2 separate regions of the Homo sapiens genome follow, and region 2 is linked to region 1. Evidence: read pairs that join two places in POLR2A ChIA-PET (ENCODE). Cell type or tissue: Panc1. All regions are shown on one strand. Links, peaks and the distances in the headings refer to the core of each region. The heading gives the core; the rest is flanking DNA.

Region 1 (5,381 bases), core at 305-5,304:
AAAAAAAAAAGTAGTTTTGGGAGTAGTAGTTAATATTACGTTTTGGCCAGTTTTGGGATGCCGGGTGGGGTGGCTCAGCCTGTAATCCCAACACTTTAGGAGGCTGAGGCAGGAGGATTGTTTGAGGCCAGGAGTTGAAGACTAGCCTGGTATGGTGAGACCCCATCTCTGCAAAAAAAAAAAAAAAGTTTTAATTAGCCGGGTGTGGTGGCAGTCACCTGTGGTCCTAGCTACTCAGGAGACTAAGGTGGGAGGATCACATGAGCCTGGGAGGTCGAGGCTGTTGTGCGCTGTAATTGTGCCACTGCACTCCAGGCTTCCAGCCTGGGCCACAGAATAAGATCTTGTCAAAAAATATGTATATATATGTTTTAAGTAGGGGAACAAAAACATGAAGGTAAACATGCTGTTTTTGCAATAGTTATACAAATATAGAAAAATTACAAAGTCTTTACTTTTCAAGGAGATAGAGATCTGGTAGCAACTGATATGTCCTATTTAAACTCATCTCAAACAGCAACCATAGGTAATATACTCAAATTCCCTCTCAAAAATATTATGCTCTGTGCAACAATGGCAGGGAATTTTTTTAAAAAAAAATTATTTAAAAAAAGATGATTCTCAAGGGTCCAAGACTCAGTGCTCTAATCATTTTGTTCCAGAATCAGACATGGCGGTGCCTCCTTTGCCATTTGAGAAAAGTGATAAACCTTTTTACAACCTGAGAAAAATGGTGTTTACCTTTTGGTGTATTCCTCATCACAAATATTTAAGGATATATTAATAAAGTGAAAATGTTGAAATAGTATTTTAAACATTTCAGGGTGTACAAAGTTTTTTTTGTTTTTGTTTTTTGTTTTTCACACTCTGTCACCCAGGCTGGAGTACAATGGTGCAATCTCGGCTCACTGCAATTTCCGCCTCCCAGGTTCAAGCGATTCTCCTGCCTCAGCCTCTCGAATAGCTGGGATTACAGGCACTGGCCACTACGCCTGGCTAATTTTTCTATTTCTAGTAGAGACGAGGTTTCACCATGTTGGTCAGGCTGATGTCGAACTCCTGACTTCTGGTGATCCACCCACCTCAGCTTCCCAAAGTGCTGGGATTATAGGCATGAGCCACAGTGCCCAGCCCAAATTGGAGGATATTAGGGCTTGTTTTCAGTTTTTTGTCTAATGAATGCTTAAATGCATTCATTTATAGAATCAATGTATCACCTGAGAACCTTGAAATATATGTCAATTCTTCAGAACTTTTTTTTTTTTTTTTTTGAGACAGAGTCTCACTCTGTCACCCAGGGTGGAGTGCAGTGGCGCGATCCCGGCTCACTGCAACTTCCACCTCCCGGGTTCAAGCGATTCTCTTGCCTCAGCCTCCCAAGTAGCTGGGACTACAGGCGTGTGCCACCACACCCGGCTAATTTTTGTATTTTTAGTAGAGATGGGGTTTCACTGTGTTAGCCAGGCTGGTCTCGATCTCCTGACCTCGTGATCTGCCTGCCTCGGCCTCCCAAAGTGCTGGGATTACAGGCGTGAGCCACTGCACCCGGCCAATTCTCAGAATTTTTATTCTAGATTGTTGCCCTTAATAGTTCATTCTTTGGGTGATTCTTTCAAATTGTATGTATATGTTGGGGATTAGAAAAGGATACCCCAAAGTATGGTGCTTGGGCATGCTGAGTTCTTAGACTTAAAGGAAACTGGAAGGCTCTTAGAAGCGGCCTCAAAATTAGGGTCTCTCTGGCCTTCCCTTGTTTCTCCCCTCCAAGAGCAAGTGCAGGGAGGGGCTGTATCTGAAGTTCCCCATACATGACTGAAGGAAGTTCTTCCAAAATGAATGCAATTGTCTTGAACTTTTTTCCTAGGAATCTCATCAAACAACCAGAGAAAATTAATCACTGAGAGAAGAGGAGATTAAAAGTCACCATGGCCAGGCACGGTGGCTCACGCCTATAATCTCAGCACTTTGGGAGGCCGAGGCGGGTGGATCACCTGAGGTCAGGAGTTCGAGACCGGCCTGGCCAACATAGTGAAACGCTATCTCTACAAAAAGTATAAAAAAATAGTGGGGCATGGTGGCACATGCCTGTAATCCCAGCTACTTTGGAGGTTGAGGCAGCAGAATTGCTTGAAGCTAGGAGGCAGAGGTTACAGTGAGCTGAGATTGTGCCATTGCACTCCAGCCTGGGCAACAAGAGTGAAACTCTGTCTCAAAAAAATAAAAAATAAAAAATAAAAAAATTCTCCACTTTGGTGCTTGGAATGAAAATAAATCTCAGGACCCCAGAACCACTAAGACAAAGGGAAAAGTCAAGCTGGGAAATGCGTCAGGCAAACCTGCCTCCTATTTTAATCCCAAATAAGATAACTACAAAGATGAAAAAGCTACATACCTCCCTCACAGTTTTCCCACAAAAAAATTCCTTGTGGGCCTCAAGATCTTTACCCTAAAACAGTTCTGTTGAATTTTATCCTGGCAATGTAAATTGATAGCTTATCTTCACAGATGTGAGACAGAAAGTCATCCCTCTGCTCACCTGGGACAAATGCATATCTGATTGCTTCCTCTGCCCTATTGTTTATGTAAAAATGCAGTTTCCCTGAGTGAGACTAAGGCATAAATGACAATTTGCTGCCCCCAGGTAAATTGTGTATTCAGTGAATTGAGTCCTTGATCAAGGACTCAAAAGAATGCAACTGTTTGTCTCTTATCTACCTATGACCTGGAAACCCCCTCCGCTCAACTCCTTCAAGTTGTCCCTTTCCAGACCAAACCAATGTACATCTTACACATATTGATTAATGTCTCATGTCTACCTAAAATGTATAAAAGCAAGCTGTACCCTGACCACTTTGGGCACATGTCATCAGGACCTTCTGAGGCTGTGTCACAGGCATTTTCTGAACCTTGGCAAAATAAGCTTTCTAAGTTGATTGAGACCTGTCTCAGATATTTCAGGTTCACAGGTGGTATGTACACTGTGTAGGGCAGGGGGTGAGGGGGTAGGGGGAGGAGTGGAGGAATGCAGACCAGGAAAAAGTTGCACAGTATCTCTCTATACTAGAAACCCCTCTCCTGCTACACTAAAAAGGGGTACTTGTCACAAGATAGAGCTGTCAAACTTCACTATTTTGGCATCTCCTCTCTGTAGGATACAGTTAGGAGAGTCTCTGGGAGTGATTTTGGAGTCTACCCAGAATGAGTGATCTCCAAGAAATAATCAAGGCTTGGCAAGACACAAAGAAAAAAATAAAATAATGTGGAAATAGGGGTCAGTTGCCACAAAGATGCCCAGAAAGTCACACTAAAGCTCCCTCTCATCACTGTGGAGTAATTAGCGTCATATAGAAAGCCAAGTATTAGTCAGGATTCTCCGAGAAACCAGACGAATAGCAAATAGATAGACAGGTAGATAGATAGATAGATACTAGATATATGAGAGTAGATTTATTCTGAAAATTAGCTTGTGAGGTTACAAAGGTCAAGAAGTCCCATGATCTGCTGTCTGCAAGCTGGAGAGCCTGTAAAACCAGTGGTGTAATTCAGTCTGAGTCCAATGTCCTAGGACAAGAAGGGAGGCTCTAGTGTAATCCTACAGTCTGAAGATCCCAAAGCCAGGAGCTCCAATGACAGGAGAACATGCATGTCCCAACTCAAGAAGACAGAGCATTATCCCTTCCTTCACTTTTTGTTCTTTTCAGGCCTTTAATGGATTGAATGATGTCCAGGCACACTGGTGAGGGTGGATCTGCTTTACTCAGTCTGCTGATTGAAATGCTAATCTCTTTCAAAAACACTCTCACAGACATCCAGAAATGACATTTTATCAGCTTTTTTGGGTGTTCCTTACCCCAATCAAGTTAACACACATAATTTGCCATCACAGACCGTAAGAACACTAAATCCACTACACCTTTCTCTCTCCAGAAGGAAGGTGAGGCTGGTGATCGGAAAAGATAGGGTTAGTGGAAGGATATGGTCCTAAGGCTAATTATTTCTGACAACCTCATGTTAGAGTAGGCACTAGGCAGACATGAGCATGGCATGTCTGCCTAGCTGCCCCAATCCCCTGCCCCAAGAATGTCAGGTCACCAGCAGGTGATGATCAGGGAGTTGTTAAACTGTCTCTCTGGAATAATAATTGGTCAGCTGGGCGCTGTGGCTCACGCCTGTAATCCCAGCACTTTGGGAGGCCGAGGCAGACAGATCACCAGGTCAGGAGATCGAGACCATCCTGGCTAACACGGTGAAACCCCGTCTCTACTAAAAATACAAAAACTAAATTAGCAGGGTGTGGTGGCAGGTGCCTGTAGTCCCAGCTACTTGGGAGGCTGAGGCGAGAGAATGGCCTGAACCCGGGAGGCAGAGCTTGCAGTGAGCCGAGATCACGCCACTGCACTCCAGCCTGGGCGACAGAGCGAGACTCTGTCTCAAAAAAATAAATAAATAAACAAATAATAAATAAAATAAAATAATAATTAGTCATAGCCAGCACCAGGGAAAGGCAGTCTCCCAGTAGAGGCAGTCTCCCAATAGATAGAAAACATTTGGTGTTGGTGATCAGCAGCTTCCCAGTAAGGTCTCGGGAGCTGGGCGAGGGGGTCAAGCATGTGCACTAAGAGGCAAAATGATGGCGTTTAACCAGTGTCTGACCTTCCTCTAGGAACACTAGAAACACTAGACTGCTAAGAGAAAACACCTCAAATGAGCATGTGCACAACTTCAGTAAACACACAATGCATGTGGCCCCTCCCAAGGGCTGGCAGGCCACTGAGCATGCAGATAGCCCACCTTAAGGGAAAAATCAAAAGAGGAGAAACAGAAACCCCGGAACCATGCCAATGTATAAAACCCCAAGGCAAGGGCCAAAGAGCACACGGATCTCTCAAGTTGCATGCTTGGCCTTCTTCCAAGCTCTAAAACTTGCCTTGGTCTCTTACTCTACCTTATGCCCCTCGGACAAATTATTTCCTGCTTGGAGGCAATAACTGAGTTACTGCAGACCCGTATGGAATCACCACTCCAAACACTCAGACCAACAATTTCACCTAAGCTAGAAGAACAATTTAAAACTGGCAAGTTAGAGTTCTTCCGGTATGACAGTCACTTTGAAATGGCTAAACCAGCTCTACTAGAAGTACATAAGGCATTCACTAAAGATTATAAAGTAGTTCATAGAACACCTGAGTAAGCCAGAACACCAGGCTTGTAGACTATACAGCTAGAAACAACACCCAAAATCACACTACAGAACTGCTCACACTGTTGCCACTACAAGGCAATAGTTCATGGCTTTTACAGGAAAATGAACATATTGGCTACTACCACCACCAGAATGGATGCCTTGTACTGTCTGCTTCTTTATGTCCACAATTTCATTT
Region 2 (5,381 bases), core at 195-5,194, 68 kb before region 1:
CTCCACAATACCATCACCTGAGAAACTGTATTTTCCTCTAGAATAAACTCCACAAATATGGAGATGCTTGTCTTAAATGAATAAAGCCATGTCTATTCAAAACCAATTAGTCAAAATTAGTATCATATTCTTGGTTACTATTTTTTCATAAACTGTCAATTTGGTGTAACCTGGTTCTCATATCCCATTCCCCTTTTCTAGACATTCCTTTAATCAACATACTACTGAAGCTTTCCTTTTCTTTGTAATAATTTTAAAAACCCAGGTCTTTGTGATTGCAATGCTTGCTAGAGGCATCATGCAGGAAATGGCAGAAAACGGGTCCTCTTATATGCTGAACCAATAGTTCATGGAATGGTTGTGGGGGGGTCACAGATCTTGTAATCTGAAGTGCCCCATTGACTAAAAAGTAAAAAACACATGGCTGGGCGCGGTAGCTCACACCTGTAATCCCAGCACTTTGGAAGGCCGAGGTGGATGGATCACCTGAGGTCAAGAGTTCGAGACCAGTATGGCCAACATGGTGAAACCCCGTCTCTACTTAAAATACAAAAAATTAGCTGGGCGTGGTGGTACACACCTGTAATCCCAGTTACTCAGGAGGCTGAGGCAGGAGAATCGCTTGAACCTGGGAGGCAGAGGTTACGGTGAGCCAAGATCGCGCCATTGTACTCCAGATTGGGAGACAAGAGCGAGACTTCATCTCAAAAAAAAAAAAAAAAAAAAAAAGTATAAAACACAGGCTTTTATGTTATACAGACATGAATGAAAATCCTTGGTTCTGTCACTTACTAGTTGTGGGATGTTGGACTTATTACCAGGTTAAATCCTCTAAGCCTCAGCTTTACTGTGGTTAAATGGATATAAAAATATCCAATCTCTCTAACAGAGTTGTGAGGATTAAATAACAAAATTTGTAAACCTATTTAATAGTACTGGGCATACAACTCCTCAATAAATGTTATTACAATCACTGCGACAGAACAAAGATCACTGGAGGAATATTTCCAAATCGTTAGAGGTTTTAAGATCATCACAACTGTAATCCCAGCACTATGGGAAGCCGAGATGTGTGGATCACTTGAGGTCAGGAGTTCGAGACCAGCCTGGCCAACATGGGGAAACCTCGGCTCTACTAAGTAGCTGGGCGTTGTGGCACACACCTGAAATCCTAACTACTTGGGAGGCTGAGGCAGGAGAATCGCTTGAACCCGGGAAGCAGAGGATGCAGTGAGCCAAGTTGGCACCACTTCACTCCAGCCTGAGTGACAGAGCTAGACACCATCTCAAAAAAGGAGCACCACTGAACTTTGTAACATTAACTGACAGAAAAGACACTAGACACTAGAATTCTATGAGCCCCCAGCAGTGTCAGAAAATCCTCTTACATGTATTTTGTTTTTTGTTGAAGAAAAAAAACTTAAACAGAGAAATATTGCTAGATTTCTTAGATTAGATAAGGATAAAATGAGAACTATCTTATTCTACTCGTTCCTTGTATTATTCAAGATTCAGTACCCTGCTGGTAAGTTTCATTCAGCGAATCCAGCACACATGAATTAAATGCTAGTTAAGGTACAATGTCTCCAACAGGCACGATGTCAGAATAATGGTTTCTGTCCATCAGAACAAAGGATGAGATGCGCCTCTTGGATTTGACTGTAGCCCAATGGTCATCATCGCTGGCTGCACATTAACATTATCCAGGAAATTTTAAAGCTCTATAGGTGATTCTAAGGAAGAGGAGGACTGAGAGGCCGACTGTTAAGATGCACTGCTACTGTCCGATGAGCACACACTCATCCATAACGTTACACATTTCCTATTCACCTGATGCCCAGAATCATCAAACAGTGTATTCAACACAGTCACGCCATTTCTGTTTTCCAGGTGACTATCCTCCACAAGATACTGTTATCCAGAGCAGGTAAACTCCCTAGCATCTGTCGCTCAAGAACTTAAATCCCTCCCTGCACCCAACCCATCAACAGTGACTTATTACCATCCACAAGCCAGGCTGCTTCCCGATGCACCTTTTCTCCTGGGGAGTGCCCAGACGAGCGCCATCTGCTCCTGGGTCAGAGGAGTCCCTGCAGAGTCATCGACTTCCTCATTTCCAAAAGCCCCATAGGTTGCACTGGAGTCCCGAGGCGAAGCGCCGACACTTCATCTGCCCGTCACCTCCCGATTTTTGCAATGTGTTTCTTCTGAACAAGAATGTGTGCCCTGGAAGCCAACTCAAGTCCCAGACCTAGGTTTCTCGACATTTCCCCAAGTCCCACCTGCGTCAGGTTGTAGGCTCCGGGGCCAGTCCCTTTCGATCCGCATCAAAAAACCTGGCGATCCCCTTTGGGCACAAGAGCTCAGGGCGTTGGTCCCCGCGATCGCGGAAGCCCACTTCCAGAAAAACTCGACCACTAACAGTAAGCTTCAGGGGTAGCAAAAAGGGGCAGAAGGGTTTGCATCCCCTGGCGTCATTTCCGGGTCCGCTCTGGAAACCTCGGAGGTTTCCGTGTCTCTGTCGTTTATTCCAACTGTTAATGCTCCATGTGCCTTTGACTCTCCTCACCTTCCCTTCTAAACACACGGGGAAGAAAGGTTCAGGTTTCCCAGAGAAATTGTGGGGAAAAACCTTTAAAGTATATATACAAAGGTAGACAGAATAGTACAGTGCATCCAATGTACCTGACACACCTTCAAGAATTACTAACTCGGCCGGGCGCGGTGGCTCACGCCTGTAATCCCAACACTTTGGGAGGCCGAGACGGGCGGATCACAAGGTCAGGAGTTCGAAACCAACCTGGCCAACATAGTAAAACCTCGTCTGTACTAAAAATACAAAAAACTAGTTGGGCGTGGTGGCGGGCGCCTGTAATCCTAGCTACTCGGGAGACTGAGGCAGGAGAATCGCTTGAACCTTGGAGGCGGAGGTTGCAGCGAGCCGAGATGACACCACTGCACACCAGCCCGCGCGACAGTGCAAGACTCCTCTCAAAAAAAAAAAAAAAAAAAAAAAAAAAAGAAGAAGAAGGCCTGGCGCGGTGGCTCACGCCTGTAATCCCAGCACTTTGGGAGGCCGAGGTGGGCGGATCACCTGAGGTTGGGAGTTTGAGACCAGCCTGACCAAAATGGAGAAACCTTGTTTCTACTAAAAATAAAAAGAATTAGCCGGATGTGGTGGTGCATGCCTGCAATCCCAGCTACTAGGGAGGCTGAGGCAGGAGAATCGCTTAAACCCAGGAGGCGGAGGTTGTGATTAGCCGAGATAGCGCCATTGCACTCCAGCCTGGGCAACAACAGCGAAACTGCGCCTCAAAAAAAAAAAAAAAAGAAAGAAAACAAGATGAAAGAAAAGAAATACCAACTCGTGGCAATTTTATTAATCTATAAACCACTCCTCCCCTTATGTGGTTGGAAGCAAATCTTTTTAATTTTTTTTTTTTTTTGACGGAATCTTGCTCTGTCGCCCAGGCTAGAGTGCAGTGGCGCGACCTCGGCTCACTGCAACCTCCACCTCCCGTGTTCAAGCGATTCTCCTGCCTCAGCCTCCTCAGCCTCCCGAGTAGCTGGGATTACAGGCACCCACCACCGCACCTGGCTAATTTTTGTATTTTTAGTAGAGACGAGGTTTCACCACCTTGGCCAGGCTGGTCTCAAACTCCTGACCTCGTGATCCACCCGCCTCGGCCTCCCAAAGTGCTGGGATTACAGGCATGAGCCACCAAGGCCGGGCCACTCCACTTTTCCTTAAAGCAAAACCTGTCATTCTTCTGTTTCTTACCTCTTAGTTTCTTAGTCCTTTTTTTCCTATTAGCCCTATTTGTATTTATTTGTTATTAATGCACTATGACTAATAAAAACTTGCCTAGGGTCAGAAACTTTGAGCTTTAGCAGAAACAAAAACATACAAACAAAAACTCAGAAAGTTTTTTCAGATAAAGTTTTGTTTTTCAAGTACAATTAAGAGCATGATTCTGCTCAGGCGTGGTGGCTCGCGCCTGTAATCCCAGCACTCTGGGAGGCCGAGGCAGGCAGATCACTTGAGGTCACGACTTCGAGACCAGCCTGGCCAACATGGTGAAACCCCAACTCTACTAAAAATACAAAAACTAGCTGAGTGTGGTAGCGGGTGCCTGTAATCCTAGCTACTGGAGAGGCTGACGCAAGAGAATCTCTTGAACCAAGATAGCGGAGGTTGCGGTGAGCTGAGATCCCACCACTGCACTCCAGCCTGGACAACAGAGCAAGACTCCATCTCAAAAAACAAAAAACAAAAAACAAAAAAAAAAAAGAAAGAAAGAAAAGGGAAAAAAGCATGATTCTGAACAGTTTGGTCATTTTAGAAACTTTTGGGATAAATCTGAATACTCAGAGTTTTCTCTGGCCATAAAATAGAAGATAGGAAAAATGTAAATTTTTATTCATATGGAGAGAAAAGTCACAGTTGTCCCTGTATTATCTTTAAGAAAGCTCCTGTTCTTAATTCTCTAACTAACTGTAATAATATCTCGAAGGACTATCTGTAAAACAAAAGGAAACAACCACCTGTTAAATTCAGAATTCCAAAACATGTAGTTGTATCTCCTGTGTAATATAAACATCCATCTCATGGCCTTGCTTATTAATCATTCTTTAAAAATTATATATAAATTGGTTCTATGACCACTGTAAAAGTACCTGCATTTTGTTTGTTACATAGAAAAGTTTAAGGTTCAATGTAATCTTTAAGGGACCTAAATTGGCATAATAATATTTTCATAATTGGGAGGAGGGGTTATGACTTTCCTTCAATGCATGGGGAAAAACCACTTTGCTGCTTGTGGCAGCAGTATTAACTATAGTTGTAAGATTAGACAGCTTAAGGGTAATACCAACACCAGATGTGGTAGAACAGTGCCAATCACAGAGAAAGAGTCAGAGTACCTCTGTAGTTCCTGTCACGTGAGATGTATTTCTGTCCTAAGCCAATTGGATTATTCTTCCTTTTTCCCATTTTTATTTTTTATTTCGCAGCTGAATGATACATTCTAATGCAACATCCTTAACACTTACCAAGTTCTCAATTAAATCTATTCTGCATGATCCCCTCCTGTCTGGTAAATCTGGTAAATCTTCTCTGAGTCCTTTAGCTTCCTGCTCCCGTATGGATTAGTTGCATTCTAGGTTTCTTGAATAGCTGTCATCCTGTGTTTTTCATTTTTGAGCTCCTAGATCAGATTCATCATTTCCTGAGTTCCATGTCTTTCTCTGTCTTCCCCCCTATTTTCCCTGTAGTATATATATTCAGTTTGCGTCTTAAAATGTAGGTCAGCTTTTTGAGTCATGATAGGTTTATAAATGTCTTTATTCCAACTTCACATTTGATGTTACACATAGCTATA

Evidence for each region. Peaks named below come from ENCODE experiments on the same cell type or tissue, not always from the same donor. Only the 100,000 strongest peaks of a DNase experiment are listed, where the experiment ranks them.
Region 2: POLR2A ChIA-PET joins it to region 1 with 15 read pairs; 7 of 35 experiments call an interaction of 5 or more read pairs at or near these places.

Annotation. Positions count from the first base shown.
Region 1 is chr6:27,623,036-27,628,416 of GRCh38, reverse strand. No RefSeq gene overlaps it. Among named protein-coding and RNA genes, the nearest start is that of TRI-TAT2-3, 5.7 kb to the left of the region's middle. RefSeq lists an enhancer at 3,411-3,460. In Panc1, for the core only: no CTCF peak of the experiment used is centred there; no DNase peak of the experiment used is centred there.
Region 2 is chr6:27,691,128-27,696,508 of GRCh38, reverse strand. LINC01012 (long intergenic non-protein coding RNA 1012) reads right to left here and starts at 2,474. Exons shown (of 4, transcript NR_038294.1): 1 at 2,003-2,474. In Panc1, for the core only: no CTCF peak of the experiment used is centred there; a DNase peak (open chromatin) is centred at 2,558; H3K4me3 peaks cover 2,465 bases; H3K27ac peaks cover 1,537 bases.